2 separate regions of the Homo sapiens genome follow, and region 2 is linked to region 1. A link is a contact called in ENCODE Hi-C or POLR2A ChIA-PET data. All regions are on one chromosome and are shown on one strand. Each heading gives the region's core, a stretch centred on a gene start or an enhancer-like site at or near the end of the contact. The rest is flanking DNA. Distances are from core to core; before and after follow the strand shown.

What was found. Hi-C counts contacts between places; a loop is a spot of excess contacts on that map. ChIA-PET counts read pairs that join two places held with the same protein, here RNA polymerase II (POLR2A). Pooled maps may share reads with other maps.
Region 2: POLR2A ChIA-PET joins it to region 1 with 10 read pairs in activated B cell. The contact joins two enhancer-like sites. A Hi-C loop is called at or near these places in 1 of 50 pooled maps. POLR2A ChIA-PET finds 5 or more read pairs at or near these places in 4 of 52 experiments (AG04450, H1, activated B cell and 1 more).

The regions. Positions count from the first base shown.
Region 1 is chr18:58,961,730-58,968,384 of GRCh38, forward strand. The region is part of intron 7 of ZNF532 (zinc finger protein 532); the gene reads left to right. Among named protein-coding and RNA genes, the nearest start is that of ZNF532, 100 kb to the left of the region's middle. RefSeq lists an enhancer at 6,232-6,655. Within about 2 kb of position 2,647, at least 4 of the 41 ENCODE cell types and tissues checked have a DNase peak (open chromatin) inside an H3K27ac peak, as active enhancers do.
Region 2 is chr18:59,028,688-59,035,342 of GRCh38, forward strand. It overlaps the pseudogene OACYLP. Among named protein-coding and RNA genes, the nearest start is that of SEC11C, 110 kb to the right of the region's middle. Within about 2 kb of position 2,829, at least 3 of the 41 ENCODE cell types and tissues checked have a DNase peak (open chromatin) inside an H3K27ac peak, as active enhancers do.

The DNA of each region.
Region 1 (6,655 bases), core at 1,397-3,896:
ACAGTGGCAGGAGGAAGAGAGAAGTTGGGGTTAAGGGGAGCTTTGATAGCTGTCTTCAGATAGATGTCCTCCATGTGAGGACCAGCATGTGATAATTCCAGACCAGCTGGGGCCATGCATGAGTGAAATGTCTGCCTATCTGTTGCTGGAAGTATTCAGGTAGTGGCCAGATGCTCATCTGTAAAATAATGGAATAGAAGGGATTCTAGGGTCGGCTGGGCATGGTGGGTCATGCCTGTAATCCCAGCACTTTTGGGAGTCCGAGGTGGATGTATCATTTGAGGTCAGGAGTTTGAGACCAGCCTGGCCAATATGGTGAAACCCCACCTCTACCAAAAATACAAAAATTAGCTGGGCATGGTGGCGGGCATCTGTAGTCCCAGCTACTCAGGAGGCTGAGGCAGGAGAATTGTTTAAACCCGGGAGGTGAAGGTTGCGGTGAGCCGAGATTACGCCACTGCGCTCCAGCCTGGATGACAGAGCGAGACTCTGTCTAAAAAAAAAAAAAATGGATTCTAGGGCCAATGTGACCTTTCTCCTCGGACACTGGAATGAAAGGAAACTACCAGTGGTAATCTATGTAGTAGCCATTGCTAGTGTGAGGTGGATATTTTAAACCAGTCACAGTCTAAAAGTCATTCCATGGACTAACCAAGTCTCTGTGGAAAGCATTTGGTTTCACAGTTAATCTAATTTGTGGATCGAAACAGAACTTCTAGGAAGAAGTCCTTGTCAGCAGGAAGGCTACAGGGGGAGCAGTGAGTCTGACTTGGTAGCTGCACACGAGAATCACCCGGAGAGCCTACGGCCCAGCACACTTGGTGCTCACCAGACCAGCTAATTGGCATCACTAGGGGTGGGACCTGGCCCTGGCATTCTTTTTTTTTTTTTGAGATGGAGTCTTTCTCTGTCGCCCAGGCTGGAGTACAGTGACGCCATCTCGACTCACTGCAAGCTCCCACCCTGGGTTCAAGCGATTCTCCTGCCTCAGCCTCCTGAATAGCTGGGACTACAGGCGCCCACCACCACGCCCGGCTAATTTTTTGTATTTTTAGTAGAGACGGGGTTTCACCATGTTAGCCAGGATGGTCTCGATCTTCTGACCTCGTGATCTGCCCGCCTCGGCCTCCCAAAGTGCTGGGATTACAGGCGTGAGCCACCGCACCCAGCCGGCCCTGGCATTCTTAAAGCTTCCAGGTGATTCCAGTGTTGTGGCAGGGCTGGGAACACTCATACCACCTGGGATCTGCCGCACACCTGCCCTTGCTGCTGATGCTCATTGCTGTGGCCCTCACTGTGTGACTGCTATAGCACCAACACACCTTTGTTGAGTTTATGTTTTGGGGAAGGTTGATCTCAAGTGTATTTGTTTAAAGACTCCACCCAACGTTCACTCTTGGTGGTGAAGGCAGGGGACACAACTCTCTGGATGTTGGATTTACAGCATTAGTAAGTCTGTTCAATATAATTTAAAGCCTGATTATAAATGATTTTAGGATGTCTTAATGTTTCTGTTCCTAAAGCCTTTAAGAAAAGTCCATAGATTTCATCTGCATTTTCCATACAGGGTGCAGGTGATAGGTGATTTGAATACTTGCTATTTTGTAGCCTTTCCCATTCTGAAATTCACTTTCAGTTCACTCAGAGATGTAGGTGAAAGACAGCAGTGGCAGTGAAGGAAAGTGGGAGAATGAAAGGATCAGAGTGTGGAGAGATGACCACAGCCACTGAGGCAGGTGTGCTGTTGTTACTTTTGAAAAGAATGGCAAGGCAATCAGCTTGCATTTCCTAGTTTGGGACCACCATGCTTAGAATCAGATTGACTGAGGAGCTTTACAGAGACTCTCACTTGCACAGTATTTAAAAGAAAAAAATGTGTGTGTGTGTGTGTGTGTGTGTGTGTGTGTGTGTGTGTGTATGTATATAAATTTTTAAAGTGCCCACTTGGCCGGGTGCAGTGGCTCACGCCTGTAATCCTAACACTTTCAGAGGCTGAGGCAGGAGGATTGCTAGAGCCCAGAGCTTGAGGCTGCAGTGAGCCGCAGTCGTGTCACTGCACTCCAGTGTGGGCAACAGAGTGAGACCCTGTCTCAAAAAAAAAAAAAAAAAAAAATTTAAAAGGTGCTCACCCACACAACCTGGAACCTAGCCATGTGTATGAAATGTGTGGTAGGGCATAATTGCCCCCCTTAATCTCCCTGAAACTTGTTTAGATAACTTTGTGAAATAAAACGTTACATCTCCATGTTGTTTCTGTCTTCGTGCTGTACTGTGGTGATGGCCATTAGTTAAGGGGATAAAAATACTGAAATACTGTCTAGTTTGCATAGTTCATTGCCAGATGGTTTCATTTTCATTCTTTTACTGTTAGAGTTCATCCTGTTGTCATTAGGCATGCCTTACTACAAAGTCTCTTATTTAATCTAAATGTAGGGATATAATAGATTTTTATCCTTTTAAAACTCATCTTTTAGCTATGGCGACTTTGACTTCCTGCCAAAATCCTGTTACCCTAGCAACAGGTAAAAAATTTTTTAAAAAACCAGTTTCTCCTATCTTTTTTGGCTTAGAACTTATTTGTGATCTCAAGGTTTTAGGAGAAATATCTTTAAATCAGTTGCATGTTCTCTTCTATCTCTGGTTGACTGTTAGAGAGTGATGGCTTCTCACTTGATTCTGCATTTGTGTCAGATGTGATTAAAAGGCACATTAAGAGTTTGTATATTCATGCTAGAAATGTATATCACTGCTGGCTTTATGAAACTTATTTTTCATTAGTTTTGGCCACTGGAATTGATATTTTGTTTGTGTGTGTGTGTGTGTGTGTGTGTGTGTGTGTGTGTGTGTGTGTATACACAGTTTTTCTTTTTTTTTTTAGACAGAGTCTCGCTCTGTCGCTCAGGCTGGAGTGCAGTGGCGTGATCATAGCTCAGTGCTACCTCACACTCTTGGTCACGAGCAATCTGCCAGCCTCAGCCTCCTGAGTAGCAGGGACTACAGGTGAACACCACCATGCCTGGCTAATTTTTATTGATTTTCATTTTTTTGTAGGGAGTTCGGGGTAGAGGGAGTTGTCTTTGTTGCCCAGGCTTGTCTCAAACTCCTGGCCTCAAGTGATCCTCCAGCCTTGGCCTCCCAAAGTGCCAGGATTACAGATGTGCGCCATCACACCTGGCCTATAATTTTATTATATTCTAAATATTTTTACTTCATATATTTCTTATATATTTATATACTATAGATCATATATAATACATATTTCTTATACTATATAAATCTATAATTTTTAATACTAACTTTTATTATAATTTATATTTTATTAGTTTATTTGATATTTTATTAGTATGGTTTACTATATGTAGTTTTCTGAAGTCCTCCACTTGATTTAATAAGAACTTTTTTTAATGTAAGGCTATAAATGTGTTGTAAAAAGGATGTTGAAAATTTTTGGTTCAGAGCATATTAAAGTACATATTGAACTATTGGTGATTTTGGTAGCTTGTGGCTAAATTGGAAGGCGGGGTGTTAAGGATACTGGGGCTAACACTGTCTGAGGGCTTACCCTACTTACTATCTCATTGCAGCAGGCTCCTGAGGGGAGACAGTTACGAATCCCACTTTTAGGTGAGGAAATGAAGCCTGAGAAAGGTTCAATAACTTACCCCAGGGTTTTGCAGCCTGCCAGAGGCAGGTTTCTAGCCCAGACTCTGCAGTTTGCACAGAATGAAAGCTGACATTTCAAAAGCTGCTTAATTTTAGTCTCCTTGAATCTTTCAATATAGATGTGGGACAGTTAGCAGATATGTCTTTCCATCCAGTTTTTACTTCTGCTTTTGATGTAGTCATTTTCATTTCATTTAGGTGTTCAATCTTGGTTAAAGTTGGTTATGCCATCATTAACTGGACGTGTGTGTAGTTTTGGAAGACTGTGAATGTCCTGGTTTTATATTCCTTAGCTGGGGTCTGATGCTTTCTGGAATTACTTGCAGTTGCTGTTAACAGCATCATGGTGTCGTTAATTAATTGGGCAAATCTTCCTGCAGAATTATGAAATGTTTTAGAGTGGCTTGAATTTAGCAGTTGCCTGGGATGTATCTGGGGGCTGCATGGATTGTAGCAGGGCCTGAGCCTTATGAGGGACAGAGCCTCTTCCTGCAGTGTCTCGGAAATCTGGAGAAATGCACAAGAGAGAGGCCCTTTCTTGACTCCAGGAGTTATCTTAAAGCAGAGGCTCTCGAGGCAGAGAGCACAGTTAGAATCAGGGTTTTTTTGAGTCTGGTTATGGGGGTTTGGGATGTGGAGAAGTGGGTAGGACCTGGGTAGGAGTGAAGTCTATTTTTAAATTTCTCTAGATAATTGTGTTACCTTCACACTTACATACGTTCCCTCCTACTCTCCTACCCTCTCTCTTCTCCTTGAGTAGTTCTGCTGTAAAGGGATTAAGCTGAGAGATAAGCTATTTAGAGGATTTTGCTCTTAATGCTGGAGAGTTTATAAAAGCTGCCTAACAGGAAGATGAGATTGGAGAATAATTTCAGTTTAGGAGTTATATATTTTTAAGAATAGCTAGAAAAACCATGAGTTTTTACTTTGGGAATTATCTTTCATTTAAAATGTTTATCTAAAATTACTTGCCTTGGTGTTTATAATTTGTTTCTAAATTATATTTTATAACTATTATGTGTTTTAGCAAACCTGTTTATTTTTGGATCATGAACAAGAATCTGGAAAGCCCCAAGCTTGCCCCAGTACCAGGCAATTTCACTGAACTGAAACAAAGTGAAAGATACAAAGAAGGAACCATAAGGTTTGCCCTCTAAATTGAAAGAAAATGAAATGACAAACGACCAGATTCCATTTCTAAAATTTACTGATTATTTTTCCATTAGGGACAGAAAAATAAATCCTTTCAAGAAAGACTAACACGTTATTTTGAAAATGTGACACAAATAAGACTGTAAAATATTAGTCCACATCTTGTGTATAGCCAGAAAAGGCATTTTTTTGTGTTTTTTTTTTTTTTTTTTTTTTCTTTCAGGTTCTTAGGAAGATATGCTCTTTACTGTGACATGTTGCTGCTTGGTCAGATGTCTGTCTGTTGGAGGCATTTTTCTGTAAACTCACCCGAGGTTGCTATAAACAAGGTTGAAGGGCTATAAATGTGTATTTATGTATGTCCTGTTATGTGGTCTAAGGGAAAAGCTGTGGCTTTATTAACTCTTGTTATTGTTATGGTGTGCACGTTTTCTCATGACACTGCATGAGAGTATATTAATGTACATCCCACTGGATATTAAGTATAAAAACCCCACATCGAAGGATGTGCAATGAAATTATTAAAGTAATAGCAAGACAAAGGTGTTGAATCTGGTAACCAGGTCAGTGGGCTTCTTTCTGAAAGTCTGCTAGGATTTAGGGGCTGGTAGGCCTAGAGGTAGAATAGCTGGTGGTCCCAGTGGAGGGTCCCCAACAGAACCAATCCCCCTATCATTAGAACCCATTGCCAGATAACAAAGCTTTCCCCGATAGACCCTACACAGCTGCCAGAGCATCTCTTGGAAGTGTGACTGTCATAGGTGGCCCTGGAGCCCTCCATGATCTTACCCTGCCTCCTTTTCCACCTCTCCTCCCCCTGGACCCTTGCCTATTCTTGTTCCAGCAATACAGAGCTGCTCGCAGTTTCCTGACATGTGCCACATTCTTCCTTGTCTTTGTTGCTTTCTGTTCCTTTTGCCTGGACATACCTTTCCTTGCTGCATTGCCTGCCTGTGAGCTAGTTATCACCAGTAGGTCTCTTCATCCCCACCCTGCCCCCCCGTGCACCCTTCCGTGCACCTGTGGCCGCCTCCACCATACTTTTTTTTTCTGCTGTTGTTCAACAGATTATAATCTCCTCAAGGGCATGGAGAGCCTGGCAAGTTAGAGTCGGAGCTCGGTAAATACCGTGGAAGGAATTAATCGAAACGCACGGCATTCGGTCTCCCACGGCCTGCTGGGTTGCTGAGGCTGCTTCAGACCTCAGTTTGGCTGAGGACTGGCTGTGGCTACTTAACTCTCACCACGTTTTATTACTATAGATTTGCACCTTCTACCTTGCCGCATGGCAGTTGCAAGCCTTTGGCCAGAATTGCCGGCCGAAAGGGAGTGGTTCAGTGCAGGCTCATTAAACATGTGTTAGAAAAAATCATTTACAGCACTTGAGCTGTGGATACCAAGCTGTATCTTTGCACATGAAGTACAGCACATATGGTACTCGTCTCTGAAAAGTCAGTACCCTACAAGGCATGCAGGCAATAATGGGTTAGAACATGGTGCTTAAGAACACCACAGTGACTAAGATGTTTACAGACACTTAAGACATTTGTAGTTCATTGCCTACCAGGGCTGCTGTTATTTTGGAGACCAAGGAAGATATTTCCTCCCCTGGCTTTTCCTGTTTATCTCTAAGGGGCCCAGAAGGTAGAGGCTCCCTTGACACTGGGCTGGTGCTGTTGCTGAGACAGGAAAAATAGGAGACTTGGTGCCTGTCTTTGTCTGCTTTGGGAGAATATACCAGGACTTCCTGGCCAAAAATATTTCAGATTAAAAACATTCCCATAGCCAGAGACTAAGCTCCCTCACTGTCACAAACAAGCACTTTTCCTTCCAGCTCGGC
Region 2 (6,655 bases), core at 1,579-4,078, 67 kb after region 1:
ACCATGCCTGGCTAATTTTTATATTTTTGTAGTAGAGACGGGGTTTCACCATGTTGGCCAGGCTGGTCTCGAACTCCTGACCTCATGATCTGTCTGCCTCAGCCTCCCAAAGTGCTGGGATCACAGGCGTGAGCCACTGCGCCCGGCCTCTTAGCATAAATTAAATAGAAGTACAATTGCTGGGTCATAACTTGAACCATTTGATGCTGTTTTCCTGAACAATTCATTTTTCCTGCCCCCAGTAGGAAACTCTCATGTGTTCCTTTACCCTCTCACCAGCATCAAAAGCTACTACCTTTATAAAAAGTGGAACCAATTTGATAGGTGAATACATTGGTTTAATTTACAACTTCAAAAAACTGGCAAAGAGGGTTTTTCTTTCCTAAGTTTATCTGTCACTTGTATTTTTCTCTTGTAAATTCGTATTCTTTACCCCCTTTTCCATGTGTGTATTAGTTAGGCTCTTCTTTTTTTTTTTTTTTTTTTGAGACAGTCTCGCTCTGTCACCCAGGCTGCAGTGCAGTGGGGCGATCTCAGCTCATTGCAACCTCTGCCTCCCGGGTTCAAGAGAATCTCCTGCCTCAGCCTCCCAAGTAGCTGGAACTACAGGCACACACCACCATGCCCAGCTAATTTTTGTATTTTCAGTAGAGTTGGGGTTTCACCATGTAGGCCAGGCTGGTCTCAAACTCCTGACCTCAGGTGATCTGCCCACCTCGGCCTCCCAAAGTGCTGGGATTACAGGTGTGAGCCACCGCACCCAGCCAGGTTCTTACTAATTTTTAAAGTTTATTATGTATATAAAGAATATTAATTCTGAGTCATATCAGCTGCAGACATCTTCCTCAGTATTTTGGTTGCTTTAAGATTTTAAAAATAATTATGACAAGTTAAGTGAAATCCATTAATATTTTCCTTTATATTTTTTCTCTTTTTTCATTAGTTTTATTCTTACAGCATCATTCTCCATCCTTAAAATTGTTAAAGGTTTTTCTACGTAAGTATGCAGCGGTTTGCTTTTCACAGGCCCGTTTTCTCGGCGTCTTGTTTCGGTGTCCTGAGATGAGGGAAGGCACAGCTGTTGTGTCTTCTTCCTGCAGGTTCATCACCTTGCTGGGTCTCATCCTCCCTCCGGCTGGAACAGTCTGCGTGGCAGCTAGGGAATGGGGGTCAGCCTGCAGGACATCGCGGGAACACGGGGAACCTCTGGCCACTTACGGGAGTCTGCCACTGAGCGAGGCGGAGAGCAATGAACAAAGAAGCAGAATCCCACGGACACACTGCCGGGCACATCTCCTCCTGTCAGCAGCCTCCAGCAGAGGAAAAAGTAGGCATTTGAATGAAACTAAGACCACCCAGGAGAAGTGACTTAGCCGAGTGTGCAGTTGGAAACGAATGCCTACAGTGCTGGCTTCTAGCAAACGCCCGGCAGCTTCCAAATGTCAGTGTGGAGGTTGGATCTCCGCTCTTGACAGTCCCATCTTTGTTTACCAGCAGCATGCTAAGGTCAGGCAAGGTCGCTAAAAATGCTGCTTTATTTTGTGGGTACAATTATCCAGTGTGTTTTTGTGCTGATCAAAGACTAGAACAGGGCTTGGGGTTTCACTGCAGCAATTCTCTAAGGAACAATTCCATGGCCACAGTGTCTGCTTTCAGTGTCACACTTACACACATGACCCGTAGAAGCTTCCTGACATCACCAGGAAGGGGAGTGATTTACATAGAAACTGAAGGGAGGGTGTTGAGTGTGCAACACAAGCTAATTCACACAGCATGCTATGTGTGAGCCAGAAACAGATTAACCCAGCATAGGTAGTGAGAGGCCGGATTTTGATGAGATAGACTGCATTGGGTTTTAGTGAAAAATCAGGAGCATTGCCTTCATTTCTACCTGCCTACCTATACACCAAGGCAAACAGAATGTGTCTCTCTCTCACACAAAAAAGCCTGGTCACTCAAGTACCTTCAGAACATGTGGAATAAGAGGGTCGGGCTCAGTGGCTTATGCCCGTAATCCTAGCACTTTTGGGATGTCAAGGTGGGAGGACTGATTGAGCTCGGGAGTTTGAGGCCAGCCTGTGTAATGCAGCAAGACCCCCATCTCTACAAAAAAAAAAAAAAATTAAAAATTAGCCAGGCAACAGAGTAAGACCCTGAATCAAAAAAAAAAAAGAACAGAGCATGGAATAATATTTGACAGATTTCTTTTAGGTCCACACAATTATCCTTTCTTACTGCAACTAGGGGGATAAAAATAAAAATGAAATGGCTGGGCTCGGTGGCTCACCCCTCTAATCCCAGCACTTTGGGAGGCCGAGGCGGGTGGATCACCTGAGGTCAAGAGTTCGAGACTAACCTGGCCAACATGGTGAAACCTCGTCTCTTCTAAAAATACAAAAATTAGCCAGGCATGGTGGTGGGTGCCTGTAATCCTGGCTATTCGGGAGGCTGAGGCAGGAGAATTGCTTGAACCCAGGAGGCAAAGGTTGCAATGAGCTGAGATCGTGCCACTGCACTCCAGCCTGGGTGACAAGAGCAAGACTGTCTCAAAAAAAGAAAAGAAAAGAAAAGAAAAGAAATTTCAGTGAATGAACTAGAAGGATATGAATGGATATGAATAAATGATAAGTAGCTTCAGGGAATATGCCTACTGTGGAAGGCATAGAAATTATTTTCTCAAATCCTATTCAGATTTTTTTTTTTTTTTTTTTTTTGGGACAGGGTCTCCCTCTGTCACCCAGGCTGGAGTGCAGTGGCATGATCTCAGCTCACTGCCATCTCCGCCTCCTGGCTCAAATGATCTTTGTATTTTTAGTAGAGATGGGGTTTTGCCATGTGCTGCCCAGGCTGGTCTCAAGCTCCCGGGCTCAAATGATCCACTCGCCTCAACCTTCCAAAGTGCTGGGATTCTAGGCGTGGGCCACTGCGCCCAGCCCTATTCGGGTCTTAAGGCCAAAAGAAAAACAGTAGCAACACCAACAAAAAGCTCAACAATAAGAAAAACAAAACACATGTATGTGTAAGCAGAGATATGATATAAGAAGGAGCCAAGAAGGCCTAGAGGTCCCTGGCACAACCTCTTTCCCAAAGCTGGAAGCAGCTCTAGCAGCCGGGTGGCTTCCTGTGGACCCATCTGTGATGGGAAGTGCTGGCTGTCAGGCTTCTGAATGAGAGGCAATCCCTGCTGTCCTGTAATTCCCACCAGGGGCCCTGGTTTTGCCTTCTAGGGCCCAGAAAATAATCATGCTCTCTTGTTTCTATTGCAGCCCCATCAGATGTTGAGGGCAGTTATGACGGCCCTGTCCAAGTCTCAGAACCCCTCAATTACTTCACACGATGTGGTTCTAGACCTCTGTCTCTGTGCCACTCCCCGCCCCCAACCCCGCACTCCCACACCGGCAGCCTGTAGACAGTTCCACAGTCGGAGTGGCAGAAAGAGCACATGCTCAGGGATCCTGTGACCCAGTCAAACATGCTTTGATTGCTAACTCTCACCTTGGTCAGATTGTGTGACCTCTATGAACCTCAGTTTCCACATGTGTAAAACAGGGGCATAGAATGGGATCTGTGGAAGGAATTAAATGAGATCATGAGCACTTACCACCTCCTCCTAAATTCATTCCTTGTTTCCTCATTCTCTTCGGTTAAGCCACGAGAGGAAAGAAAGGGTAGGGGCTTAAATCTGCCAAGGCTACATGCTTGGGCTGCTCTGACCTCGCTCAGTGAGCAGCAGGGTCAGCTGGATCGCAGGGACATACCACGTCCACAGAGCTGGGTTGCAGGGACATGCCACGTCCACAGAGCTGGGTTGCAGGGACATGCCACGTGCTTCCAACTCTCTGATGGGAGTGGAGCCCACAGTCATTAGAATTCACCATTGTGCTCATCTCTGCTAGGCTGGCCCTCAGAGCCCGACCTTTTAAGGCTGGATCACAGGATTTAGGCCAGACACACCTGGTATGGTGTTAGGGACTGAAACTTTAGGTTCCTCACCCAAAATGAGGCACCCTATGATCAGGACATTAACGTTATGTTAGCTTTCTTTTAGCAGGCACATTGAAATGTGGTCTCAAAATAGGGGTTTTCCATGTTCTGTTGCCATAACAAGTTTTTAATTTTTGTACTTAATACCATTAAAGGATGCTGGGCGTGGTGGCTCACGCCCATAATCCCCACATTTTGGGAGGCTGAGGCAGGAAGATTGCTTGCACCCAGGAGTTCAAGACCAGCATGGGCAATGTGGCAAAACCTCGTCTCTACAAAAAATACAAAAATTAGCCGGGCATGGCGGTGTGTGCCTGTAGTCCCAGCTACCCAGGAGGCTGAGCCAGGAGGATTGCATGAGCCTGGAGATGGAGGTTGCAGTGAACTGAGTTCATATCACTGCACTCCAGCCTGGGGGATAGAGCCAGACCCTGTCTCAAAAAGAAAAAACAAACAAAAACCCATCAAAGGTAAAATATCACATCTCTGAATGTTTGAAAATAAAAATCAATTCGGAGAGACCCAGAGATTCAGCATTTTTTTCTCTCTCCACTTTTACGTTAATCAGTGAGTCAAATCAACATAAGACCACCGTGTCTTCTAGAAGTTTAGAGCTAAATTGGGTATTTGGATTCCTGACTCTTTATCCTCCAAATAACCATTGCATTTGCTTAGAATGCTTTCCCGTCACATGAGCCTGTCCTTTGCTCTTTAGATGAGAACAATATGAGTGAATGTATAAGGAAGTTTTCATGACATACATACATAGCTATGGATTCAGCCCCTGGGCAACAGGGCTCTTACTTAACGGCCTGTTGCTTAAAGTGGGCTCACTGTGATTGAGCAAACCGGAAGTGGCTGCAAAGTTTTTTAGAGCATTGTCACAACCAATGGGTCTTCAACTTTGGAGTGCATCAGAGTCACCTGGAAGACTATTACAGCACAGATTCCTGGGCCCTGACCCAAAGACTCTGACCTGGTAAGTCTGTGGTGGGGCCTGGGAATCTGCATTTCTAATAAGTTCCCAGGTGATGTTGAAGCTGCTGGCTCAGAGACCTCTGCTTTGAGAACCGGTGATTGCATGCATCATTTCAGCCAATCCTCCCCACGTTCTTATTGTTTATAACACTTTCCATTTACAAATGAGCTAAATGAGCCTCAGGGAGGTTGTCCTCCCTCTAGACCAGTTATTTTCAGAAACCTTTATAAACCACTGATGGGTAAGTTCATTCACTAGCAGAATTTAGATGGAAAAAACATAGTAACAAAACATATTGAGCACTAGCTTGCCACATGAGGCATCAAACCAGATATTTGATGTTCTAGAATCCCCATTACAACCCTACCAAAAATTATACCCATTCTAAAAGCGAGGAAACTGAGGCTCAGGGAGGCTAAAGAAGTTGGCCAAACCTGGCAGAGCCCGGGTCCTGTATCTCTCCACTGCTCGGGAAACTGAGGAGGAGCAGGTGAATCAGCTCTAGGAGGCTGCTGGTTGTGCTGTAGTTGTGGCCAATTCCTGAGTGAAAACCCCTGTGAATGAAAAGGGTGGGTGTGGTGACTTCAGACAGAGACGCAATCACAAAGTGACTTAAATGGAAAAACTTGTATTCACGGCTGGAACTTCAAAATGTTAGGTAGTTAAATTCTTCAATTTAAGAAATTGCCTTAGATTTCCAGAGTTTGGTTATGAGCCAGACCTCATTTGTGAATAAGTTTTAATTCTGCAAAGACTTCTTTGTGCCCACAATGTTGAAGGCACGGGGCTCTGTCCAGGAGGAAATGTGAGTCTCTCAGAGCCGGCTTGAGCTTGGAGGCCCCTGTTTTGCAATTCCAGACACTTGCTTCGTTCTCAGATAGGTAAACATTAAATTCTTTAAGAAAGGGAATGAATTAAGAAGATGGTATTAACCATTCTTAAAGTGATAGGGCTTAAAACAGTGGTAGTAGTAGCTGTGTTCTCACGAGTACATACTAGGTTGCCTCTATTTAATGTGATTTATAAGCATTATCTCATTTGTTCTTCATGATAATCCTTTAAAATCTACTTTGATTATTTTGCAGATGTGGAAACTTAGACACAGAGAGGTTAATTCACTTGCCGGGGGTCACAGAGCTGATAAATGACAGAATCAGAGCCAGGAGCATCTGGCTATATGGCCTGTGCCCTAAGCTCCTGTGCCACTGGTCCTTCTGTTTTCATGCCTATACTTTGACCTACGTTAGGGTTGTTATTCATTATTATTATTATTATTATTATTATTATTATTATTATTTTTGAGACGGAGTCTCACTCTGTCACCCAGGCTAGAATGCAGTGGTGCAGTCTCAGCTCACTGCAACCTCCACCTCCTGGGTTCAAGTGATTCTCCTGCCTCAGCTTCCGGAGTAGCTGGGACTACAGGCATGCACCACCATGCCCGGCTAACTGTATTTTTAGTAGAGATGGGGTTTCATGTTGGTCAGGCTGGTCTCAAACTCCTGACCTCAAGTGATCCACCTGCCTCGGCCTCCCAAAGTGCTGGGATTACAGACGTGAGCCACCGCACCTGGCTCATTATTCATAAGTAACTAGTCCTCAGGATTGCAGGGGTGTTCTTTCAAGTGAAAGTCTTGCTTTGTGTATCACATCGATTCTTACTGATGTCTGCGTTCTCCTTCCCTCAACTCT